3 separate regions of the Mus musculus genome follow, and all the other regions are linked to region 1. Evidence: chromatin loops called from intact Hi-C (ENCODE). Cell type or tissue: gastrocnemius. All regions are shown on one strand. Each heading gives the region's core, and the rest is flanking DNA. Links, peaks and the distances in the headings are about the cores only. Region 1 has its middle 14 kb from the start of Bnip3. Region 2 holds the start of Paox (polyamine oxidase (exo-N4-amino)). Region 3 overlaps Mapk1ip1 (mitogen-activated protein kinase 1 interacting protein 1).

Evidence for each region. Hi-C counts contacts between places; a loop is a spot of excess contacts. Peaks named below come from ENCODE experiments on the same cell type or tissue, not always from the same donor. Only the 100,000 strongest peaks of a DNase experiment are listed, where the experiment ranks them.
Region 2: it touches region 1 in a loop (5-fold over the local background); 4 of 42 quality-filtered maps call a loop at or near these places.
Region 3: a loop joins it to region 1, with 13 times the contacts of the local background. A loop is called at or near these places in 39 of 42 quality-filtered maps.

What each region holds. Positions count from the first base shown.
Region 1 is chr7:138,919,855-138,928,088 of GRCm38, forward strand. No RefSeq gene overlaps it. Among named protein-coding and RNA genes, the nearest start is that of Bnip3, 14 kb to the left of the region's middle. In gastrocnemius, for the core only: CTCF peaks have their summits at 4,095 (motif pointing left) and 4,299; a DNase peak (open chromatin) is centred at 4,032; H3K27ac peaks cover 778 bases.
Region 2 is chr7:140,120,782-140,129,015 of GRCm38, forward strand. It overlaps Paox (polyamine oxidase (exo-N4-amino)), which reads left to right and starts at 4,904. Exons shown (of 7, transcript NM_153783.4): 1 at 4,904-5,101; 2 at 5,545-6,034; 3 at 6,727-6,926. The coding sequence starts at 4,945. In gastrocnemius, for the core only: no CTCF peak of the experiment used is centred there; a DNase peak (open chromatin) is centred at 4,844; H3K4me3 peaks cover 1,610 bases; H3K27ac peaks cover 1,713 bases.
Region 3 is chr7:138,837,909-138,846,142 of GRCm38, forward strand. Mapk1ip1 (mitogen-activated protein kinase 1 interacting protein 1) reads right to left here. Exons shown (of 2, transcript NM_001045483.1): 1 at 8,049-8,234. Among named protein-coding and RNA genes, the nearest start is that of Mapk1ip1, 4.2 kb to the right of the region's middle. In gastrocnemius, for the core only: a CTCF peak has its summit at 2,993 (motif pointing right); DNase peaks (open chromatin) are centred at 2,752, 3,008, 3,751 and 5,701; H3K4me3 peaks cover 964 bases; H3K27ac peaks cover 2,559 bases.

The DNA of each region.
Region 1 (8,234 bases), core at 1,720-6,719:
CCTCTCAGGGCACACGCCCATACCCATGCCCGTAGCCATATCGCCACTTGGTGGTCCTGGCGCGAGGAAATGGGAGGAGACTATCTTAAGGAAGAAAGGGCTTTTATAGGGAGGAAAGGTAGATACAAGGTGGCTGTGAGCCAGAAGATGGCACTAGGCAGTCGCCAGCCCCAGTGAAAGTGTCTCTTTTTTCCTCTTTCTGGAACATTTCAATTGACCTTGATCTCTTGAGGCAAGTTTCTGTCATTCCTTTTTACGTTTGTTTGTCTGCTTGCTTGATTTCTTGTCTCACTTTTTTTGTTTGTTTGTGACAGTATTAATATATAACCCAGTTGATCTTGAACTTGCAATCAGTCTTCTTGCTTCAGCTTCCAGAGTGCCAGGATCACAGTCATGTCTCACCGTGCCGGCTCAGGAAGAATTGCCTTTTTGTTTGTTTGTTTGTTTGTTTGTTTGTTTGTTTGAAATAGGACAGGAGCTCTTGTATCCCAAAATGGTCACGAATTCACAACGTAGTGGAGGATGACTTTGAACTTCTGATGCTCCTACCTCTACCTACTGAGTACTGGGATCAGAGTGTGACCACACCCAGTACATGGGGTGCTAGGGCATCAAACCAGGGCTTTGTTGATGCTTGGTTACTACACTCTACCACACTCCTAGCCCTGTCATATGCTTATTTTACAAAGACAAACTTTTCAGTTTTGTAGAAAGAGTAAGCATCAAGGAGAAAGATTTTCCAAATGCCCCTGACCACCCCCTACACACACACACATACACACACACATGCACATACACACACATACACACACATGTACACATACACACACATACATACACACACATAAATACACATACACACACATAAATACACACATACATACACACACATGTACACATACACACACATACAAACACATACACACACACATACACATACATACACACATACATATACACATACACACACACACACACACACACACACACACACACACACACACACACGTACACACGAGTTCCTCTATCAGGATCCTCACCAGAGCGTTTTTCTTTGTTAAACCACACAACTATGGAGTCACCAGTGGACCTGTGGTCCATGTTGCTTTTGCTGCCTGCTCTCTGGACCTGACTCATGCAGAATGGATTACCGTGTTAAGTCCCTGCCCTCTGTCTCAACATCCCACCCCCTGGTAACACCACTTTTTTTTTTTTCCTTTCTCTACAGACTTATCTTTTCCAGAATGGCACCGATAGGAGCCTACAGCATAACTTTTTCAGTCTGGCTTCTCTCAGTATTTGTTTTGTTTGTTTGTTTGTTTATGTTAGAAAGGGTCTCACTATGTAGCCCCGCCTAGTTTGCAACTCATGTAGATCCGGTTGGCCTTGAACTCACAAAGATTGGCCTGTCACCACTTCCTTGGTGCTGGAATTAAAGGTGTGTGCCATCATGCTCAGCCTAGACATGTATTCTCTGTTTTATATTCAAGATTTTTTTTCATGGGTATGGGTAAGTGTTATGCCTACATGCATGTCCATCTGTACCTCAGATGCATGAAGTGGACATGGAAGAGGACGCCGGAGGACGCCCTGGATCTTCATCAGATCCCCTGGAACTGAAGTTACAGAGTTGTGAGCTGACATGTGGGTACGGGGAACTGAACTCGGGTGTTTTCCAGTAATATTGTTCCATGTCTTTTCCTGGCTTGGCAGCTCATAATTGAACACGCTTCCATTGTCTGGGTGCAACAGGATGTATACTCCTTCGCCTCCTGAAGGATACCTCAGCGCTTCCAAGCTTTGGCTGTTACCGCCACGGCCTCCATGAATATGAGTGTGCAGGTTCTGGCGATGCGGACTCTAGTCTTCCTCACACAACCCTCCTCTGAACTCTCCCACATCTGTCCTGCTCAGCTACTACCCAGTCTTGCCCCAGTCTCCTGGCAGGACTCTCCCTGCCCAGGCCGCAGCCTGGCCCTTTGCCCCAGACAGAGCAGTAAGCATTTTCTCCTGACTCCTTGGCACTGTTCCCTTGTTAACTGCATTTCGGGCCATGTGCTATCTTAAGAAGATGTAGTCTTCACAGGACAGATGTCTTCAAATCTCAGACCAAAAATCTTAAAAACAGAAGTAATGGTTTCTGATGTTTATGTATTACAGTAGGGGTTTAGTTGTTATTTTGAAACAGGGTGTCTCCGTGTAGCCCTGGCTGTGTTGGAACTCACTCTTTAGACCAGGTTGGCCTTGAACTCAGAGATCTGCCTGCCTCTGCCTCCCCAGCGCTGAGATTAAAGGCGTGCTCCATCATACCCCACATTGTGTTTGTTTTGCTTTTAACAGCAGCAGCTGTGGCTGAAGAGACCACCCCATGGTTTCCCCAGCTCACGCCATTCCACATCCTCTGACCTTGGCGTTAGGGCTACTGTCCAGCTGAGCGGAAGTAGCTGCCAGCGCTGGTGTTCCAGCTACATTTATGGTGGGTAGGGAGCCTGCACTGCAAAAGTTTGCCAGATCTCAGATGGAAAACGCAGCACAGCACAGCACAGCACAGCACAGCACAGCACAGGCGCCCTGCTCTTGGGTGGAGACAGCATGGAGGGAAGACATCACCATGCTGCTCTGCTGTTCACTCCAGTGTGAGCACAGTAGGTGGTAGAAGGGATACTGGGGGGGGGGGGGGAGACAGGACACAGGGGAAGAGAACATCAGAACAAGAGGCAGCTGTGTCCCCAGCTCTTATGTTTTGCCTCTGCTCCCCTCATGCATCAGTCCCCCAGACCACTTCTCAGCCTAGATGCAGCTCCCCAGAATACATCAGCCAGGACCCCCCTGACTACTTCTGTGGGAACCACCTGAATCCTGAGCCTTGAAGATCCATTTAAGGAGCCCCTAACCCATGAACCAGGTACACAGAGCAGCAACTTCCAAGCTTGGCTGCACAGTACCCCCTTTTGGCGAATGCGTTCAAATGACGAATCCCAGATCTTCTAGATTCAGAAGTCTTTTAGAGTCTAAACTGTCAGGTTGTAATGATTCTGGAGGCCACAGGCAGTGCTCCACTCCTGTTGTCAAACCCATTGGCTCCAGGTCTTCTTCTCTGCAGCTGAAGCTGTCTTAATAGCTTCTTAGTCTCTGGAGTCAGAAGATCTGATGTGAGAAACACCCAAGCAACCCAAACAAACCCAGCCTTTCATCTGAGTAAACCCACTAAATCATAGTCAAAAACCCCTGAGGGGTGCAATGGGCAGCCTCCATGAGTAAGATGCTCACCAGAACAGAGCTACACAGAGCCCAGCTGGACAATGTGCCACCCAGGGACTTGAGGGTTTCACAGGTATTCACTTGTCTGTTCTCATCCCCTGCGGGGGCAGGGCTCCTTCCAACCAAGGATGAAACACTTCATGCACAGTCCCTGGTAATGACCCACCCAGCTCGTCTTTCTATAAGCACCTTGTGTGATCCTGGAAAGAAAATGGTTCACTGCCCTCTTGCCCCAGAAACAACACACAATTATGCAAATCAAGAGGTCAGCTCCTCTTATTTATTCCCTTTAAAAATAGCCATGGAATTACCCAAGCCATCAAGAGTCCACACATCAGAAAAGCCATCAAGTCTCTGAAGGTGACACTTTACAGAAGTAGGGTGTACCATTCTGGAGGTGTAACAGCAGTTTGAGTAGGTGTGCCTAGGCCAAACACTGCGGGTAGACTGGATCATTGGCAAAAATAAATAAATAAATAAATAAACAAACAAACAAACAGCAGTAAATTTTGGTTGCATATACTTAAAAATACAGAGGGTAGCCAGGTATGGTGGTCCATGTCTTTAATCCCAGCACTCCAGAGGAGCAGAGACAGGGTGATGCCTGTGAGTTCAAGGCCAACTTGCTCTACATAGCAAGTTCCAGGCCAGCCAGGACTGCCTAATGAGACTCTGTCTCAAGGGGAAAAGAGAAGGCTAAGAGTAATGGCTGACCTTCAGGTTTAGGCATAGATTATTGTCTGATCATTAGACACATCTGGGTGAGAATTCTGAGCCCTGTGTATAGAGCTCAGGCATCTGCCCACATAAGCGCTCTCCTGCCACCTTGTGGACTCATGACTGCAAAGGAAGAAAAGGGCAACCCTGAAGAAACAAACACCCAACCAAACAAACAAACAAAAAAACGCAAACAAACCAGGAAACAGCAGCAAAAGAATAAATTAAGAACATTACTTAAATTTTTTACAGTTGTCAAAATGTCTTCATATCTGTGTACCCAAGTCTTCCTAAGTTTCAGGACGGGGAAGATGGTAACAAATGTTGGACCACTGAGATCTGCTTCCTCCTGGGAAAAGCTGAGCTGAGTTGAGCTCTCCAGGTGGCTATTTGTTGGCTCACTGACACCCTCTGCTGTTCAAGATGCAGAAACCTGAAAATAACACAAGAAAAGTGCCCCAAACTGGAAGCTCTGTGCAAAAGTGTCCATTGCATTTTTATTCAGAGCAGACACAAAATAGAATGTTTCTCAGTGTCCCTACAAAGGAAAATAGGCAAACAATGGTAACTTCACACAGCATCACAACATCTAGTGTCTTAGGGCTCTCCATCGCTTTGACAAAATATCAGAGGAGGAGTTATTTTGGCTCCTGGGCATCCTGCTCTGTTACTTTTGGACTTGAAGAGAGGTACAGCAGCAAAACTGTGTGGTGGGCAAGGCTTCTCATCACAAGGAGGTCAGGAAGGAAAGGCAGAGCAGGGGAGATCTAGAACAACACAAACCCTTATTGGTCCCAGTGACTTACTTCCTCTCTAGTTTATCCTGCTGTGGACTGGTCAGTGGATTGCTCTGCTGGTGAATTTACAGCCCTCTGATCACCTGGGACCAAGCTCGACCAAGAACACGAGCCTTTGGAGACAGTTTATGTCCAACCCACAACACCCAGCCATAAATAAGAACAAACCACAGAAGCAGGCAGCAATTCGACATGTTCATGATCACGTCAGCTCTCCACATCTGCTGCTTCTGCATCCGTGGATTCCAGTCCCTAGTCTGGGGGTGAAAATCAATCGCAAATTGAAAATGTATGATTTGTTTTGTTTAAGATGACGTTGTGATTAGCGTAGTTAACTTGATAGGACCTAGAATCATCTAGAAGACAAGTCTCTGGGCATACCTGTGATACAGATAAGTTAAGCTGAGATGAAATGATTCACTGTAATTGTGGGCAATATCATTCCATAGACTGGGGTCCAGGGCTGATAAGGAGAAACGATGTCTGAGCTATTTTCCGAGCTGAGCACAGGTTTGCCAATATCCTCTGCTTGCTGATATGGGCACATCACACTAGCATTCTACTGCTTCTGTGCCTTCCTGCCTCCCTCAGCATGATGGACTTCCCTTTGAACTGTGAGCCAAAACCAGTCTTCCCGCCCTTAAGTTGTTTTGGTCAGAGTTTGTGTCAAAGCAGAGAGGAAAGTAACAATAGCAGGATCCTGTTGTATTTCTCTGACTGCCTTGGTACCTGTGTATGGGCTAGGTAGGCTGTCCGCCAATCCTCCTGCCTCAGGCTCTTCAGTTTCAGAATTGCAAGAGTGTGTCACCACTCCTGATATATGGAAGCCATTAAAAACATGTACTGCTCTCACAGAAGACCAGAGTCCAATCCCATCCCCCACGCCAGTGCTTCTGGCCTTTGTAGGCACTTGCACTCAGTGCGTGCACATGCGCTACCTCTTGTATGAGTGCTCATGCACACACACATACACACACACACACACACACACACACACACACACACACAATTAAAACAAACAAACAGGGCTGGAGAGATGGCTCAATGGTTAAGAACACTGCATGAACAGAGGTCCTGAGTTCAATCCCCAGCAACCACATGGTGCCTCACAACCATCTGTAATGGGATATGATGCCCTTTTTTGGGCATTCACTGACAATAAATAAATCTAAATTTTTTTTTAAACAAACAAAATAAAGGGGCTAGGGAGATGGTTCAGCAGTTGCTCTTCCAGGGGATTTAGGCAGTTCTAGCACTGTAGGCTGCTTGCTTATAGCCATCTGTAACTACAATCTCCTAGGATCCCTTCCTTCTGGCCTCCACCAGCACCAGGCACACATGTCACACACTGATATGCATGCAGGCAAAATACCCATGCACACAAAATAAAACAAAAAAATTAAAAATAAATCTTTCAAAATCTTTGCTATTTGCTTATCTTTTTTAGTGTTGTATTGAAGTCAAAGCCTCACACATACTTGGAAGTTCTGGAACACTGACCTATATCCCCAGTGTCTTAATTTATTTTTCTGTTGCTGCCATAAAATACCATGATAAAAGTAAATCAGGGGGAAAATGATGATAGAAATGGAGGAGATGATGGAGAGAGGGATGGAAGGATGGAGGGATGGAAGGATGAAGGGATGGAAGGATAGAGGGATGCAAGGATGGATGGATGGATGGATGGATGGATGGATGAAGGGATGAAAAGATGAAGGAATGGAAGGATGGAGGGATAGAAGGATGGATGGAGACATGGAAGGATAGAGGGATGCAAGGATGGATGGATGGATGGATGAAGGGATGGAAGGATGAAGGAATGGAGGGATGAAGGGATCTTGAGAGATGAAAAGATGAACAGGATATAGGGATGGAGGCACAAAGAAATGAGGAGCAAAGGGCATGGATGGAATAAGGGGTGAAGGAATGGAGGGGATGGAGAGGTGGGGGGATGGGTGACAGACAAACAGCAAACAAAGCTGCTCTTAAGTGCGCTGAGTTCCTTAGCAAATGTAAGTAGTGAGTGGATTAGGTTGGAGAGAGACACACTGGAAACCAGAGGACCAGAAATATTCCCAGGAGAAAATGACAGCTTGGGCCTCTCAGTGACAGCGCACTTGCTACAACAACAAAGACAACAAAAACAAAGAAACCCCAAACAAACCTAGAGGGAAATGACTCTTCAAGGACTTCAGTCACCCACATAATGACACACCATCCAGACCGTCCTGTTCATAGATTCACAAACACACCAGTCAGCTTTAGCAAGCTCCGCTCTGGACTGGTGCAGGCTGTACGTGCCTTAGTTTCCACATCTGCTCTTGACCATGGGTGTAACTAGCCACTCAAGCTCATGCCTTGGCTTCCCAATAACGCTGAAACAATAGCTTGGAACTGTAAGCTGAATAAATCCCTTCTCCCCCAAAACTGCTTTTGACAGGGTATTTGATCCAGAAATGAAACTGGGACACAAGGTCTCGAGTAGCACAGGCTGGCCTCAAGCTCTGTATATAACCTTCACCTTTTTCTTCAGTGCTAGGGTTATAGTCATGCGCTACCACACCCAAAGTATGCTCAGGACTTGTATGCTAGGCAAGCACTCCACCAGCTGTCTTACATCCCCAGCCTTTCTCCACTGCTTTTTAATCTACTCTTTGTTATACCATGTAATCTATTACTTAGATAGCTTTTAAAAGATAGTTTTAAATATGATCTAATGCTATGTATTTATAATTGTATACATTGTTTCCCAGAATACTTAAAATCTTTACTGTTCATGTTATTTTTCTTTTGTTTGTTTTATGTGTGCGTGTGTGTGTGTGTGTGTGTGTGTGTGTGTGTGTGTATGTGTGTGTGTGTGTGTGTGTGTTTTCAAGACAGGGTTTCTGTGTTTAGTCCTGACTGTCCTAGAACTTGCTCTGAAGACCAAGCTGGCTTCTAACTCAGAGATCTACCTGCCTCTGCCTCCCTAGTGCTGGGATTAAAGGTGTGTGCCACCATGACCTGGGTGAATGTTCATGTTATTCTCTGTGAAGTGTTTCTGATGTTTCAGATTTTCGTTTGTTTGGCTTCGTTTTGATTAATTAGGTTTTGCTGCTGCTGCTGCTGCTGCTGCTATTTCTGTTTTGAGGGACAAAGTATAGCCTCTCTCCACTTTCAGTTTCCTGTGTTTCCTGTATGAGGTTAAGATGTGATCTCTCAGTTTCCTGTTCTTGCCGCCATGCCTGCCTGTTTCAGACTCAAGTCTTCAGAAACCATAAGCCAGAATCAATTCTTCCTTAAATTGCTTTTCTTTTGTAATAGTATTCTATCATGATGATGACAAAAAAGTGACTGATAAAAGGTCCCATAACATTTTAGCAATTTCACACACACAACCTAGAAAAGTATACCATCTGTGCATCATATCTGTGCTGTGTAGATCTGAGTTGTTTTTTTTTGTTTGTTTTGTTTTGTTTT
Region 2 (8,234 bases), core at 2,195-7,194, 1.2 Mb after region 1:
CTGACTAGAATGTGCGGTGGAGACTGAAGGTGTAGCTCAGTGGTAACATTCTTGCCTAGCATGCAGAAAGCCTTGAAGTCCACAGTAAATACGGCATATACATGATGAAAAGGCGAAGTACTAACACACACTGTATGTGGAAAACCTTGAGAGTGTGCCTCATCCTCTCTAACTTTTTTTTTTTTTAAAGATTTATTTATTTATTTATTATATGTAAAGTACACTGTAGCTGTCTTCAGACGCACCAGAAGAGGGCATCGGATCTCATTACGGGTGGTTGTGAGCCACCATGTGATTGCTGGGATTTGAACTTCCGACCTTCCAGCCCCCCTCTCTAACTCTTTATATGAACCAGCCAGAATAGGGTGATGAGAGGGTTTTGGACTCAGTTGTGATGATGGCTGTACAACTCTGCCAATATGCTGAAAGCCGCTGGCTTGCTCTCGTTATGTGGGTGAAGTGCATGAAAATTCCATATTGATATGGCTATTTTTATTTATTTATTTTTTTTGGTTTTTCAAGACAGGGTTTCTCTGTATAGCCCTGGCTGTCCTGGAACTCACTTTGTAGACCAGGCTGGCCTCGAACTCAGAAATCCGCCTGCCTCTGTCTCCCGAGTGCTGGGATTAAAGGCGTGCGCCACCACGCCCAGCTGGCTATTTTTTTTTTTAAACGAACAATCCCAGTTTGGTTTAGTCACCTGGAAGATATTTTCTGTGGTGTCGGACAGCCCTCCTGCCTTTGGACAAGCATGCCATGGTATTTGCATACTCTCCAGTGGTCTGTTTAATGAGCATATGATGACCCCAGCTGCAGGGCAGCCTTTGCTTCAGACCGGTGCACTATGTGTAGGGGACAAGAAGCACTATTGTCTGCTTGGGGCCAGCCCTGGCCCATTGACAGGGTGGCCAAGAGGAGATAAGGGGCCGGTGAGGGAAGTGAGTCAGGTGTAGTGGTCAGGGGAACCTTGCAGCTCTGACTCACTAGGAATCCGATTGCTGCTTTATTTATACACGTCTCACAGAACAAAGACAGACTAATGATCATCCAGGAGCACAGATTAGATTAGTTTTCTCTGATTTTTTTTTTTTTTTCATTACACGTTCAGGGTTACAAGTTCAGTCACAATTAGAAAGTACTCATAGAACTGATTTTATTTTTATTATTAGCCCTAAACTTCAGTTCAAATAATCTACGGAATGTCTCCACTAAAGCAAGCACATTTATTATTTGCAGCCTGCTTTTAGGATGGCAGCACTTGCAGGTTTGTTTGTTTGCTTGGTTGTATTTTTTTTTTTTAGATTTATTTATTTATCATGTATACTGTGTTCTGCTTGCATGTATGCCTGCAGGCCGGAAGGGCACCAGATCTCTCATTACAGATGGTTGTGAGCCACCATATGGTTGCTGGGAATAGAACTCAGGACCTCTGAAAGAGCAGCCAGTGCTCCTAACCTCTGCACTATCTCTCTAGCCTAATATCTGCAGTTTTAAAAGCATCTCAGACACACAGAAAACATCTGAGCCAGTCTTTTTATGAACAGCAAATACAAACAGCTAACTCCTATTGTGAACCATTTCACCATCTCACTTGAAAGTAGGAAAAGGTTATTTTAGTCAATCTATCTTATTTATTGACGTCTATTCCTCCTGGGTATGCTCTGTACAGCCCCCTTTCTTTAAACTACATTTTCAGAGAGCTCTAAGCATATCATAAAAAGAAGCAAGGATCTGTTACTAATTCTCTTGGTCAGAATTGTCAGCTATCTCTGTTTACCCCTGTGCCAATCATACTGTTTGAATTTGCTTAGCTGCGGATACCCCAAGAAGATTCCTGGAATCATGGCCTCATTATAAATGCCTAGCTTTTGCTTATCTGAGTGTCTTAGTCAGGGTTTCTATTCCTGCACAAAACATTGTGACCAAGAAGCAAGTTGGGGAGGAAAGGGTTTATTCAGCTTACACTTCCACAGTGCTGTTCATCACCAAAGGAAGTCAGGACTGGAACTCACACAGGGTGGGAGCTTGGAGGCAGGAGTGCAAGCAGAAATCATGGAGGGTGCTGCTTACTGGCTTGCTTCTCTTGGCTTGTTCAGCTTGCTTCCTTATAGAACCCAGGACTACCAGCCCAGGGACGGCACCACCCATAATGGGCTGGGCTCTCCACCCTTGATCTCTGATTGAGAAAAAGTCTTACAGCTGGATCCCATGGAGGCGTTTCCTCAAGGGAGATTCTTTTCTCTGTGATAACTCCAGCTGTGTCGAGTTGACTCACAAACCCAGCCAGTACACTGAGCTTATCAGAATCTTCAAGGCACAAGGAAGACTTCCAAATAGTGGCTAAAGCTAGTTCCATAAAACCAGGAAAAGACATAAAACGAGTCACAATGCAGAAAGTCTCCAAGAACACAACACACAGAAACCAAAACCTAAAACTGAGAGACAGACAGAACGACAGCAAGCTCAGCATTCCACTCAGCTTGGCTGGAACTGTGTCAAGCAGCTTGCTAGCTTTATGACTTTTGCTATTTCCAGGGGATGTGGCTGTTTAAACTGTCCCTGCCCTGTACCGCTAGAGGCCCAGCGTGTTACTACCAGCCACTTTGTTAAAAGTTTCAACTTCGACTTTCCTGTATCCCACAGAAATTAAAATAGGAATTAGTAAATGAACTGTCTACTCACAGTTTGACCGCAGACTCCGCCTTTCCTCTAGCAGGGTCACAATGGTACAGGAAAGGCCAGGCATGGTGGGTGCATGGCAACCCCATGAGGGCAGTGCAGAAAATGCATAGCAAGTTTCAGGCCAGCCTGGGCTAACTGAGATCTCCATTTTTCATGATTGTGATCCCTCCCAAACATAAAACCAATTATGTAGAAAAGATTAAAGAGAAGCTAGGAAATATACACATTAACTTATCCAGTCTGTAGGGGAAGGGTACTTGGGTCCCAGGCTGTTCTCTATTAACAGAATTTTAAAGGATCTTTTATTTACCTTGTAACATTTTCATACATATAAATGAGATCTCTTGATGATATTTATTTTTAACTCTCTTTCCCACTCCCCCAAGCATCTTCAACATATCCTCTCCCTCTTCGTGGCTCCTCCTCCTTTTTGTAATTCACTGAATCTAATTAGTGCTGCTTGTTAGGATGTTGATAGATCTTGGCTTGATACTGTGTAGGTCATCATTGCTACAGAATGTTCATGGCCACCTCATGGCCAGAAGTCAGCATCTCATAACATTCGTCTTGATCTTCTGGTTGTTACATTTTTAAGAAAAACTTTAAAAATATTTATTAGCTTTTAGTTTATGTGTGTACATCATGCATGCATGGTTGCCCATAGAGGCTGGAAGGGGGATTCCTGGAGCCAGAGTGACAGGGCTTGTGAACCACCTGATGTGGGTGCTCAGCTGGGAACTGAACTCCAGTCCTCTGGAAGAGCAACGTGGGATCTCTCCACTCCATGGATCTTACACTCTTTCCCTTTCCTCTCCTTGATGTTCCCTGAGCGTTGAGGGTGGGGGTGGGGAGGCTGAGACAGATACTTCATTTAATGTTGTACACTCATAGGTCACTTATTCTCAGCTCGCGGACTAGTTGTGAGTCTCTGTACTAGTTGCTGCTCACTGCAGAAGAAGCACCTCTGGCCAAGGTTGAGAGAAGCATGAAAACCCAACATTTTAAAGGCAAAACCCAACATTTAAAAGGCAGTCTGATAACAGGATCATTTAGCAAAACAGCAGAAGGTCCCTGACAGTCCTGTAGCATGTGGGAATTGACACAGAGCAATGCCGCTGATAACTTTTTTCCTACAGCAGCCTGCATAGCAGCTTTTGACACTATGCAAACTAGCAAGCAGGAGGGAAGTTTTCATGTCTGCTCCAACTTGATTTTCTATGTCTTGTGAAACCAACTTGTTAGAAGTTTTAAAACTGTGTAGAGGAAAATAGTGAGTATTAAAGACTGGCATTTTTAATGAACCAGACCAGGTAGCTCTTTGTCTCCAGGTTAGTTTCCTCAATGTAGGGTGGGATGCTTTTGGTATCTTTGCTTGGGAGGGCAGCTTCAACTCCCAACTCCCAAGATCCAGTTAAACACTCTAACTTAGAAAGTGAACAAGAGTGATGTTTTGTAGCTGAGGGGAGGGCATGTGCCTCCTGCCCTTACCATATATCCTCTTCAGACGCGGATTTATGCCCAGTTCCCATCTATGTCAGAGCCATCACCCCCTCCCCATAGCATACAACCAGTGAGTTTTATTTCTCTATACCACAGCTAGTAGCTCTGAGTGAATGAGGGGATCAAGTACGTTGGTCAAGGACATTTTTGCCCCTCAGCCTGCTGAGTGGTTGGCCAAAACAGTGTTCTTAGCTTACAAGATCCCTGTCTTTGTGCTTTGGGTCAGCATGGTTACAGGACAGAACTTATCTTCTAAGCGGGTTGATTCACTGTGAGCCGACAGGCCAGTGGAAAGGAGACTAGAGCTATGGCGCACTCTATGCTCTGATACGAACCAGGAAGGATGCTTCTGGAAGACTATGCATCTCTATGGGGTTCTAGGCTCACACTGCCTAGTAGTAGCTACAGCCACACCCTTCTTAAGTAGACTATAGGCGGGTCCAAACAGGAGGAGGGCTGCTCAGAGCACTTGGAGCTTGAGCGCTTCTGGGAGCCGCAAGCCTACGTGGACCACACAGTGAAGGCCAAGGGACATCCATCTCCTCTCCTTCAGTCCAGTTCCGAATGTTCACCAAGGCTTTCCTCCCGTCTTGGCCCCTCCTCTGCTCCCCATAGGCCCCGCCCCTCGTCCCACCTCCAGTCCCACGCACACTCACTCGCTCCTTTCTACACAACCCCGCCTTCTTCCCCGCCTCTGGCCCCGCCCCGCCCGCCTCTGCTAAGGCGCCTAAGGCCAGGTCTCTGGAGGACCCTGAGCTAGCCATGGCGTTCCCTGGCCCGCGGGTGCTGGTGGTGGGCAGCGGCATCGCGGGGCTGGGCGCTGCGCAGAAGCTCTGCAGCCACCGGGCTGCTCCACACCTGCGGGTTCTGGAGGCCACCGCCAGCGCCGGGGGCCGCATCCGCTCGGAACGCTGCTTCGGTAACCGCTCCTTGGTCGACCCCAGACCCCATCCGGTTCCTACTGAGCCAGGAAGCCTTCCTTTTTTGGCTCCCGGAGTAAAGGAACACACCCTCCGTTCACTGAGCCTGGAAAGTCAACTGCCTAAAGTTAGGAGAGTACTCTCTAGGGAAGGCAACCTAGGGTCCCGCAGTTGCTTTGCTCAGCTTTGGGGTTTCTCGGGTTTCTCCTTAAGTGAAGGAAGCCTGTACAGGCTGTCTCGCCCCTCCCCAGGAGTTCCCGAAATCTGGTCTGACCAAGCCATGCCTTTAGGAACTACTTTACCCTGAGGAACAGGACCCTTGGTCCTGGTATACAAGGGGACCATGTGACTCTCAAGGTGTTCCTAGAGTATGCTTGCGAAAGGGTGGGGCTGCTTTTTCTGGGGAGAGGGCCTCCAGGTAGCATTTCCTGTGCCCTCCTAGGTGGTGTAGTGGAGCTGGGTGCACACTGGATCCATGGGCCCTCCCAGGACAATCCTGTCTTCCAGCTGGCTGCAGAATTCGGGCTCCTGGGGGAGAAAGAATTATCGGAAGAGAACCAGCTTGTGGATACAGGAGGGCACGTGGCCCTGCCCTCCATGATCTGGTCCAGCTCTGGAACAAGTGTGAGCCTGGAGCTGATGACAGAGATGGCCCGTCTGTTCTATGGACTGATAGAGCGGACCCGAGAATTCCTGAATGAATCTGAAACCCCAATGGCCAGTGTTGGAGAGTTCCTGAAGAAGGAGATAAGTCAGCAGGTGGCTAGCTGGACCGAGGATGATGAGGACACCAGAAAGCGCAAGCTGGCTATCCTGAATACTTTCTTCAACATAGAGTGTTGTGTGAGCGGCACCCACAGCATGGACCTGGTGGCTCTTGCACCGTTCGGGGAGTATACAGTGCTGCCTGGGCTGGATTGCATCTTGGCTGGGTATGGGCCATAGCCCTGCCAGCTCTGTCCCTACTGTCCAGGCAGAGGCACTAGACTGGAGAAAGGAGGGAGAAGGGGAGAGAGGAGGAGGCTTGGAGCGGGCAGGTGAGGGCACTGCCCTCCCCATTCAGAGGGATTGGTTTCTCTTTCTCCTAGTTGTGTTTAAGCAAAGATTCGTCTAGGGAATTGAGGAGGAAGTATCTTGAATGCTCATTTCTTCTGATATCCTAGGGTAGCTCCTGTGCCAGGTGTTACTCAAGGGCCTTCAAGTGCAGAGAAGCCAAGCAGGCTCCTTCCCTATGGCAGGCAGGCTTGTGCTTGCTTCTAGGAACAAAGACATTGATTGGGCGGGGCTGGTCTCCTATACCTCCCACCCACACCCCTAACATCAGGCCCAAGGCTTCTGTCTAGGAGATAGGATTTGTGATGTAGGAAGTGTGCAAACCTGGGGCTGGTGTGGTGGTGGGGAACTCCGGTTCTCATGGGAACCAGTCAGTGTTGTGTTCATTGACTTATGGGACCCTCATTAGTCCGGATGCAGATGTTAATGGTTCTGTGTTTTAAGGGGTTGCCTCTCTTTCTGGCTCTGAGCGATGCTCCTCTGGATGCTGGTGGCATCTTGGGTGGCTTATTTCTGCCAGTTCCCCTTCCAGGGCCTGTTTCACAGACACATCAACTTCTGTCTCTCCTAGTGGCTACCAAGGACTTACCGACCGCATACTGGCTTCCTTGCCCAAGGATACGGTCGCTTTTGACAAGCCGGTGAAGACCATTCACTGGAATGGGTCCTTCCAGGAAGCTGCTTTTCCAGGGGAGACCTTCCCCGTATTGGTGGAGTGTGAAGATGGTGCCCGCCTGCCTGCACATCATGTCATTGTCACAGTGCCATTAGGTAGAAATCACTTATCCTGATTAAGCTGCCTGTCTATATCCCTATCCCAGGCATCACAGGCCTCTGGTTCTTCTCCTTCTTTGGCTCTGGATATTTATTGAGCTGCTGAGTTCATGTTTTCATGCTAAGGATCTCCAGGTGAATAAAAGTACTCCACCATAATTTTTGGCAGTTGTAGCCGTCCTGCCTCACCTGGAGTCACTGTGCTGCCTTCCCTGGCTGATACTGTCTTGTATAGAGAAGCCATTATTAATAAATGCTGGTGGGAACTCGGTAGTTCTTACTTCCCTGTTTCAGATGGTGTTACATGAAAATCTCAAAGTGCTTATGTGGCTTGTTCTTGAAGATCTAGATAGAATGACTTTTCTTCCCAGGACCTGTGTATTCGGGAACTGTCTCTGTCATGTGCCTGGGTATGGCCCTGCAGGCTTCCTGTTGTACTGATTTTCTTCCTTCCTTTTTTAAACTTTAATTTGTCTTTTGAGACAGGGTCTCACTATGTAGGCCTGAATGGCTTGGAACTCACTGTGTAAACCAAGCTTGTGTCAAACTCAGAGATCTACCTGTTTATGCCTCCTAAGTGCTGGGATTCAAGGCCTTCTTGCTTTCGTACTGGTTTCAAGCAAATGTTCTCTCCTCTGGGTTGTCTTTGTTGTTTGTCTGACTGTGGGTTGTTTTTCTTTTTTCTTTTTTTTCCCTACTTAGACTTATCTAAGTGTATTCAGTGGCAGAGTGTTTGCATGGATGAGGCCCTGGGTTCAATTTCTAGTAAAGAGCAAGACAAGCTTCCTCGTGAAATCTGTGTGGTGGCTACCACAGACTGCCCCTGAGTAGTGTGACTGGCAGTTAGAGATAGAAAGTCAGGAGTGAGATGTTCCTCAGAGTCCCACTTAACTGTCCCTCTGTGACCAGGGAGTCTGTAGTTTCCCTCCAATATGGTAGCAGTCAACCTTGAGTTCTGATTGGCAGGTCCAGCCTTTGGAATTTGTCTCCAGGTACCCGAATGAATGTACGGGATGTTTAGAAGCACTTTTCTCTAGACAATCAGGACAGATTCCTGTTGATGTAGATTCTAGTTAAAACCGAACTTATTTATTTACTTATTTCTTCCTCTTCCTCTTCCTCCTCCTCTTCCTCCTCTTCCTCTTCTTCTTCCTTTTATCATGTAGCCCCTGCTGTCCTGGACTCATTATGTAGACCAGGCTGGCTTTGAACTCAGAGAACCATGCCTGTCACTGCCTCCTGTGTGTTGAGATTAAAGACATGCATCACAAGACCTGTCTTAAACTACGTCCTGTTCTGAATTGC
Region 3 (8,234 bases), core at 1,105-6,104, 83 kb before region 1:
TGAAGGTCCTGAGTTCAAATCCCAGCAACCACATGGTGGCTCACAACCATCCATAATGAGATCTGGCGCCCTCTTCTGGTGTGTCTAAAGACAGCTACAGTGTACTTACATACAATAATAAATAAATCTTTTTTAGAAAATAGACTTTTAAAAAAAGGAAATAAAGTGTATGTAGATCAACAAAGGAAACAAAAAAGTCTTTACTCTGATTATCCCATTGTCTATGTGGAAAATTCCAACAAAAATACCTCCTGGAAGATATAAGTGATTGCAGCCAGGCTACAGGTCAGAGTGACCACATAAAAGCGATTCTTTCCTGTGTACCAGCACTATAACCCTGCATAAGCATCGAAAGAATTAACATCAGAGTTCCAGAATCATCAAGAAAGCAATGTCAGAGGAGCGACACTAACTAACGTCAAATAAGTTCATATGGTGACAAGAGGCAAAATAGCATTATACTTGAAAAGATAAATAAGAACAATGGAGTAGAGTAGTCAGCCTAAAAATAGGCATACACAAGAATCAACAGATCTCTGACAAAGGAGCTAAGATATAACAATGATGTAAAGAAAGTCTATTCCACAAAAGCTGCTGAAATCTCCAATGTCCACAAGCCAAAAACATGTAACTTAGACATAGAGGGAATGGATTGTAGACCTAAAGGCAAGGGCATAATAAACACACAAGATCTCTTTAAAAAAGAAAAAAGAGAAAAGAAAAAAAAACAGTAAGAGACACCTTTGTGTGGCATCGGGTTTGGTGATGAGTTTTTAGACACAATACCAAAGCCAAATCATAACTTGTGGAAGAAAAACTAAGCTGGACTTCTCTAAAATGTAAACGTGCCATCTCTGAGGGCTAGCTTTCATGAAGAGAAGCCATGCAAGCTTCCAAGGGAGGGAGGTAACCAACAGTCCTGCCCAGCTGTGGCACTTATGAACCACAGCAACAAGCAGCACGGCGCAGTAACCCAAAGGGTGCAGTGGTGGTGCGCATACCTCGGTGGGAACCAGCAGCTCTCTAGCTGGACCTAAGACCAATTCAAAAGGAAGAAAATGACGCCTGGAACTGGGAACCTAGCTAACTACTCAGTGCTCATGAAGTTATGATATTGGAAGAAAATCTATAACCACAAAGTTACTAAACCACCATAATTCTAACAATAATCTAAGCATGTGCGTATCCTTAGACCCATAGATAGGTACAGTCTTCATCTATCATCAAGGAAACTTCTCTTGCATGAGATGGAGACTACAGAAAACTACAACCAATCAAAATGCAGAGTTGTGAAGCCTAGTCCCAGTGGCTACATGTACAAAACTGTCCTGCACCTAAGGCTCAGAGAATATTGTAGAAGAGAGGACAGAAAGATGTTAAGAGCCAGATAATCAGGAAGTTAGTTTGCTTCAAGAGTCTGTCTCCTGGTAACAACAGAAGCTACACTCATAAGTCTCCCCGAAACGTGAGCTGAACAAGGACAGCAAATACAGAAGTGGATGCTCACAGTCATCTATAAGATGGAGCACAGGGCCCCCAATGGAGGAGCTAGAGAAAGTACCCAAGGAGCTAAAGGGATCTGCAACCCTATAGGTGGAACAACATTATGAACTAACCAGTACCCCGGAGCTCTTGACTCTAGCTGCATATGTATCAAAAGATGGCCTAGTCGGCCATCACTGGAAAGAGAGGCCCATTGGACTTGCAAACTTTATATGCCCCAGTACAGGGGAACGCCAGAGCCAAAAAGTGGGAGTGGGTGGGTAGGGGAGTGGGGGTGGGTGGGTAGGGGAGTGGGGGGGAGGGTATGGGGGACTTTTGGGAGAGCATTGGAAATGTAAATGAGGAAAATACCAAATATTTATTAATTAGGGTTAGCCTAAGGACAAACGGCACATTATCTCATGAGGAGGTGTAAGGGGCCTGAGATGCCCTGGCTGGCTTCAGCATCTAGGTGAGGGTTAGGCGAGTTCTCATATCTCGTGAGGAATCATGGGAAATTTCACTAATAGTATCAGACAGATGTTGGGTTCTTAAGGTGACTCCAGCATATGGTTAACATAAGGGCTGAAAGGAGACAAGGATCATTAAAGAAGGGTCGGCCAGACATTTCAGCTCAGAGAGACGCTACGGCAGAAGCTGCCTGATGGACTAGGTCTCCCAAAACAAACTGTGGGCTTAGCTTCTGCCTGGGAGGAACCAGAACACCTCAGACCTAAGAGCAGGCACAGCCATGGATGTAATCAGACCAAGAGTCTTAGTCCGCCTAAATTTCCTGTTTCACACAGAACAGGGACACTTTGCCTTCTCCTCTAAGTTGAGACTTGATTTCTACATCAAAATAATAATAAGCCACAAGTAGTTCATGGGATACGTTTTTTATCAGGACATGTACGTGTTTACCAAAACTTCACAGCCATAAACAAGATGCCTGGCCAAAGTTAAGTCTCCTATAAAGAAAGACCTGAGCCCAAGAGTCTCATCCTTGAGCCAGACACAGAACAACTAGCCATGCCTCAGAGGCAGCCCTGCGTTTTCCCTAGAACCACAGAGAGTAGAGACCTATTGTGCTTTGTGAGGGCGGCTGGGCCAGGCCATCTGTCAAGGAATGCAGACTTGTACACACACACCTGTCCTGTACACACACATCTGTCCTGCTTCCACTCACCTTCCTTTCCTGCTCTCCCTTCTTCCTTCTCCATTTCCTCATCTCTGGCAGCAGTGAGGGCCAAGGTCAAAGGTCAGCGCTAGGCCATGTGTATAGCTCGGATGCACCCTGATGGCCTCACTCCTACTCAGACGGCTAAGATAAAAGGTTTCTGTCCAGGGTCTCACAGTGGGTGTGCTAGTGTGTATAAATTCTGCCAGTTTATACCGGCAGGGCTCAGCCTCTGATCTCAAGGAATTTCTCTTTCCAGGATGCTTTTGTGAGTACATAATTCCAAACAGATTTGGTCTCTTCCAGGACTTCCAAAGTGATCATTGAGTTGCTTCCCCTGTCTCATCCAGCAGAGGGCAGCAGCTCCCTAATGAAGAAAGCACATGCTGCCAGCTTTGTGCCTAGTGAAGCTCCTACAAAAAGGGCTGGTACTTCCTTCTCTGGATATAGAGTATGTATCCAGAGAAGGAAGTACCAGCCCTTTTTGTAGGATATAAATATATATATATATTTATATCCTATATATAATATATATACATATATATACATATAATATATATATATATATATATATATACACACACACACACACACGTGTATGTACATACGTATGTTTGTATGTACATGTATGTATGGACTGGGCCCCACAAACAATTCCCACCTCTCTGAAACTCAGTAACAAATATCTCACTGAAGCCACAAATAAGGCTTGTGTAGAATTTTGGTTAACCTTCTGGATCCTTCCTAACTCCTTATGCTCAAGGCTAGGAAGGGTCGCTCCTAACTCTTGGTGATGAAGAGACTGGTTCAGATACGCTAGAAAGGCACAGGTGGCACACACTTATGAGTGAGCATATACCTGTGTGGTGGAGTACACCTGTAATTCCAGCACTAGAAAGGCAGAGGCAGGTAGGGTCAGAAGTTCAATGTCATCCTGGACTGCATAGAGTCCAAGGTCAGACTGGCCCACATGAGACTCTAACAAATGGGGGGGGGGGGGGTGAGGAGGCGGGAGAGAGGTGAGACTTCCAATCTGGTGGCACAGCTTCAATTCCTGACTGTTGGGCTTCTGGTCTTGGCCACTAGGGTGACACCTTCTATAATCACCTGGCTCCTGCACGGGGACCTGGGGTGCTGCTCCAGCCGGACACATTAGGGTAAGTCCCAGGCACCAAGGTCAAGTTCACAAGACCAAGCTCTTGGGCACCCACTGTGTTAGTTCTAAGGGCTCAGAGAACAGGACCTGGGGCCTGTTGAAAAACACATTCTTGCTTATCTGTCCCTTCCTTGATATTTTTACTGAGGGGCAGGATCCTCCACTGTAATGAGTCACTAGGCTTGGTGGGGGTTCTGATCCTCATGGTGGCCTGTTTCTAAAGGTGACTCATGGGGTAGATGACAGGTGCTAATATGAAGGGGCTGCCCTAAAAGGGCTTTCCACAGAGTAAGCAATCAGAGCTGAGGCAGGAGAGAGGAGCCTGTGCTCTGGGGCTCTCCTCAGAGAAGCCCTCACTCCCCACATCACATCAATCAAGCTGACATTTCCTCCCACAAGAAGATGAGACAACTTGCATTGTTAAGGAGCTTTGATGTACAAAGAGCTTTCCCCAATATACAGGATCCCTCAGTTACTAAGATAAATGGGGAAAGATTTGACATTTATTGTGCATAATTTAAGTTCAAATAGGTTCCCAGTGAAGAAAAATTGCAAGTTGCTGCGCTGGGTCTGTGGCTCCAGTTCCATGCCTTCTGTCGCCGTTTCGGCTCTGCACTGCTCTTGGGCTGCCCTGACTTTATAATTTAGAGAACAAAGCCATATTGTGGGATACCGGGAAGCTGTATTTCTACTCCTGAGATGAACTTATCTCCATCTGTGAATTATTTGTTTTTCAGAAAAACACTTAAAATGAGCAAGTGGTTTTTTTCTCTGACTTTAAAATATGATTCAAAAACATCAAATAGCTGACAATGTTTTTCTAAAATAAGAAAAGAAAAGCAAAGCCAGGTATCTATCACTGGGAGGGAGAGTGTCCCCAAGCTTCTAGGCCAGCCTCTGAGACTCTCTGGGCACGAATGTGATGAAGTATGTATTCTGCTCCTGATTAAAAGCCTGCTGTGTTGCTCTAAAATGTGGAGCAGAGAAGTGCCTGACTATCCATGCATCAGCCAGGATGAACAAACCAAGCTGCACCCCACCATGTCAGCAGGACAGCAGCTCTCAGCCTCTGCTTCTACTTTTGCCTTCCCTTCAGACACGGGAGGAACAGCACCGTGGAGGTCAGAGGGCAGCAGAAGGGGCAGATGCACTCCCATAGGTAAATGCCGTGGCTTTGGGAGTAGGTAGAAAGGCCAGTGCTTTTTCCTGACACCAGGACTTGAGGATCCTGAAAGTTAAGAACTTTGTGGTCAATCTTTATTCCTAGAGAGGAGGTTATGGTCTAGGGTATGGGAAGAGCTTAGCAGTAAATGCCTGATTCATACTCTAAGCCCTCAGTGGCCTCTGACTTCCCGATGGCATACATCTACCAGACCCAATGGATACATATTAGGTAATTCACCTGCTTCTCATACCCTGGGTGACACCCTAGAAATTCTAGAAGTCAGTAGAATCTGGCCAAAAGCAAGCTCAGGGATTCCAGGCAAGGAAGCAGGCAACTGGACTAGCAACTCCAGCAAGCATATAATTGTCCCAGGACCCCTGCCCCTCAGTCCCCAGGGCTCCTCTATGCTCACCTGACCTCTGCCCTAGGTTCCCGTCCAGCCCCAAGAAGTCCCAAAGTCTGACTCAGGATGGGAGCTTAGACTGAAGTTAGTGCTGGTTTACGGCTACAGGAGTCAAGCAAGTTTCTACAACCCAATCTGCAGTTAGGCCATGACAGTCAGCACTACTTGGAAGTGCACCTACTCCACTCCCGCACCAAAGCCACCGAACTTTCCATGTCTAAGGTTAGATAACATGCACCATCTCTATCCCCTCACCCCTTCCTCAACCCCTATCACCCATCAAGCTCACAGATGCTACTCAACAGCTTCAGCACCCATCTTTCTGGCTAAAAGCCCAGAACCCCACCCCATGCTAAGTTCTCATGCACTCCCTCCTATCAGCCCGCTTACATAGTAGACAGAGATGGCTCAGAGATGGCCTGCTCCTGATGGACTCTGAGCTCCTGTACACAAAGACTAGGTCGGTCTCACTCAACAGACACACAATATTTGTTTCATTAGTTACTAACAGTTGCTATGGAGACCTTAAGATCACAGAAGGCAGGGGCTGGAGCAGAGTGGCTTAAGGTCTCTAAGGAATGACCCACAAGGGTTCTCGGTCTAAGGACAGAACCACATCCTTAGAGAGGAGGACAAACAGACAAGAGAGGAAAAGTGGATAGAGTGGAGGTGGAGAACAAGGCAGGTACCCACCCCATTCCACATTAGAGTAAGCAATCGAAAACGATGGGGCTCGAGATGGCTCAGTGCATGAGAGCACTTGCTTCTCCTCCAGAGGGCCCTAGTTTGGTTCCGAGCACCTATGTCCCGCAGCTCCCTACTGCCTATAACGCCAATGCTACAGGATCCAACACCCTCTTCTGGCCTGGGCATAGATGTGCATATATTTTAAAAAGTTAAATTTGGCCTATGCTGGCTCATTTCATGTCAACTTGACAGGGTGGGGTCATCTGAGAGGAGGGTACCTCAATGGAGAAAATGCCTCCCTCAGATCTACCTGAGGGCAAACCTGTTATTTTCTTAATTGGTAATTGATGGGGAGGAGTCCAGCCTATTATGGGTGGAGCCACCTCTGTCCCGGTGGTTCTGGGATCTGTAAGAAAGCAGGATGAGCAAGCCATGAGGAGCCAGCCAGTAAGCAGCACACTTCCATGACCTGCATCAGCTCCTGCTTCCAGGATCCTGCCATGATGTCCTTCAGTGATGGACTATAATGTGGAAGTGTAAGCCAAATATACTGCCTGCCACTAATTATTAAGGCAGCTACTTACAGTTCTGTCCATTCGGTCTGTCATTCTTCATTAAGAAGCACCCCAGTACACACAGACACACATGTGACAGTGCTGTCTAGCTACATAACTTAAACATGCAGCTACAATTAGGCAGATAGGAATATCGAGATCACTTGGCATTACTTGAGATACCCATGCCTACATGGAGTCTGGATAAACTTAAGTTAAACCCCAGTTCTGCAAGCAGTCTCAGAATGCTTCTTCCCAGGCTTGGAATTCCGTCCTCAGGCTCCTCCCAAAACGTCCTCCCAGAACTATACATATGCTCTTAACTCTCCTGATGCTCTGGAGTGTCATCTGGGTGACATTCCTATATCCTCACTACTCCATGTCTCTTATTCTTCTCCATTACTCTCATACACCCAGACACATGCAGCTCATTTTATCCTCCTACTTAACTCAGAGACAGTTCTTTCAGAAACAACCCTGAGTGCTGCTACTGATGGAAGGCCCTATTTCTTCATGACTTTCTCCAGCTCTTGGCCATAGCCAGCCCTCTCATCAGAGTTCACCCCCTGAAAACAGCTTCCTGCTCTGTCCCGGACCACCTTGCCTCCACTGCTATGACTAGCCTTCCTTGGCCACTTCTGTTCTCCCCACAGCTTCTTGCTGCCCTTTAAACACATTAGCAAGCTTAGGTGTGCTCCGTGCTTGTAAACCCAGCGCCAACGAGGTGGAACCAGACGTATTTCAATTTAGAGACCAGCCTCATGTTACATGGCAAGACCCTAATCAAAGTGTGTGTGTGCAATTGAATTAAAAATAAAACATCGGAAAGAAAAGGTCAGGGTGGCCCAGCCTGTGCACTAGCTGTTCTCATTTCTAGCAGCCGCCCAAGACGTCAGCCTGAGATTCTTTCTTATCTCCTCTAATTGCTCTCCTAAAGATACCAACTGCTCCAATCTCCTTCCCCTGCTTCTGTGTTGTATTTAACTCTAGTCCACTTAACTTTCCCCAGGTTTTTCTTATTGTCTCTTCTCCGCTGAAGAGTAAACTCCACCAGGACAGACACATCACCTCTACACAAGCAGCATCCCAGCCAAGACTGAGAATAGAAAAAGCACTTGCTAAAAGGCAAAACATTTTTGAAGTGGAGAATGCTCTGGTTTGGAACAACTGCCCTCTAGTGGTGCAGTACGCTCACTGCCAACTTCATAGTGATTTCGGATAAGTCAAGCCCACGAACAAATAATTCCTCTTCATGCTAGAAAAACACACCCACAAATAAAGCAAATGTCGAGAACGGTTCCCTAGGGGCTATACTGAGAGCTCAAAGAATCCCTGAAGTAGCACTCTGATGAGATCAGTGCTCAGAAGCTACGATCAAAGATTCTGGGGGCAAGAGAGCCTGGATGATGGGCAAAATTACGCACGCAGGTGCTGGGTTCCAGGTGCTCCGGGGATCAGAGGCCCCGCCTGCCCACGGCCGAGCGCTCTCTATTGGCAGATCCACGGAGGTTCCGCGTTCCCGTTGGCTCAGCTGTAGGAAAGGCCCAGGCCTTCGAGCATCCAGTCCAGCCGGCCGCAGAAGAAAGTCTGAGGCCTTAAGAACGTAGAGG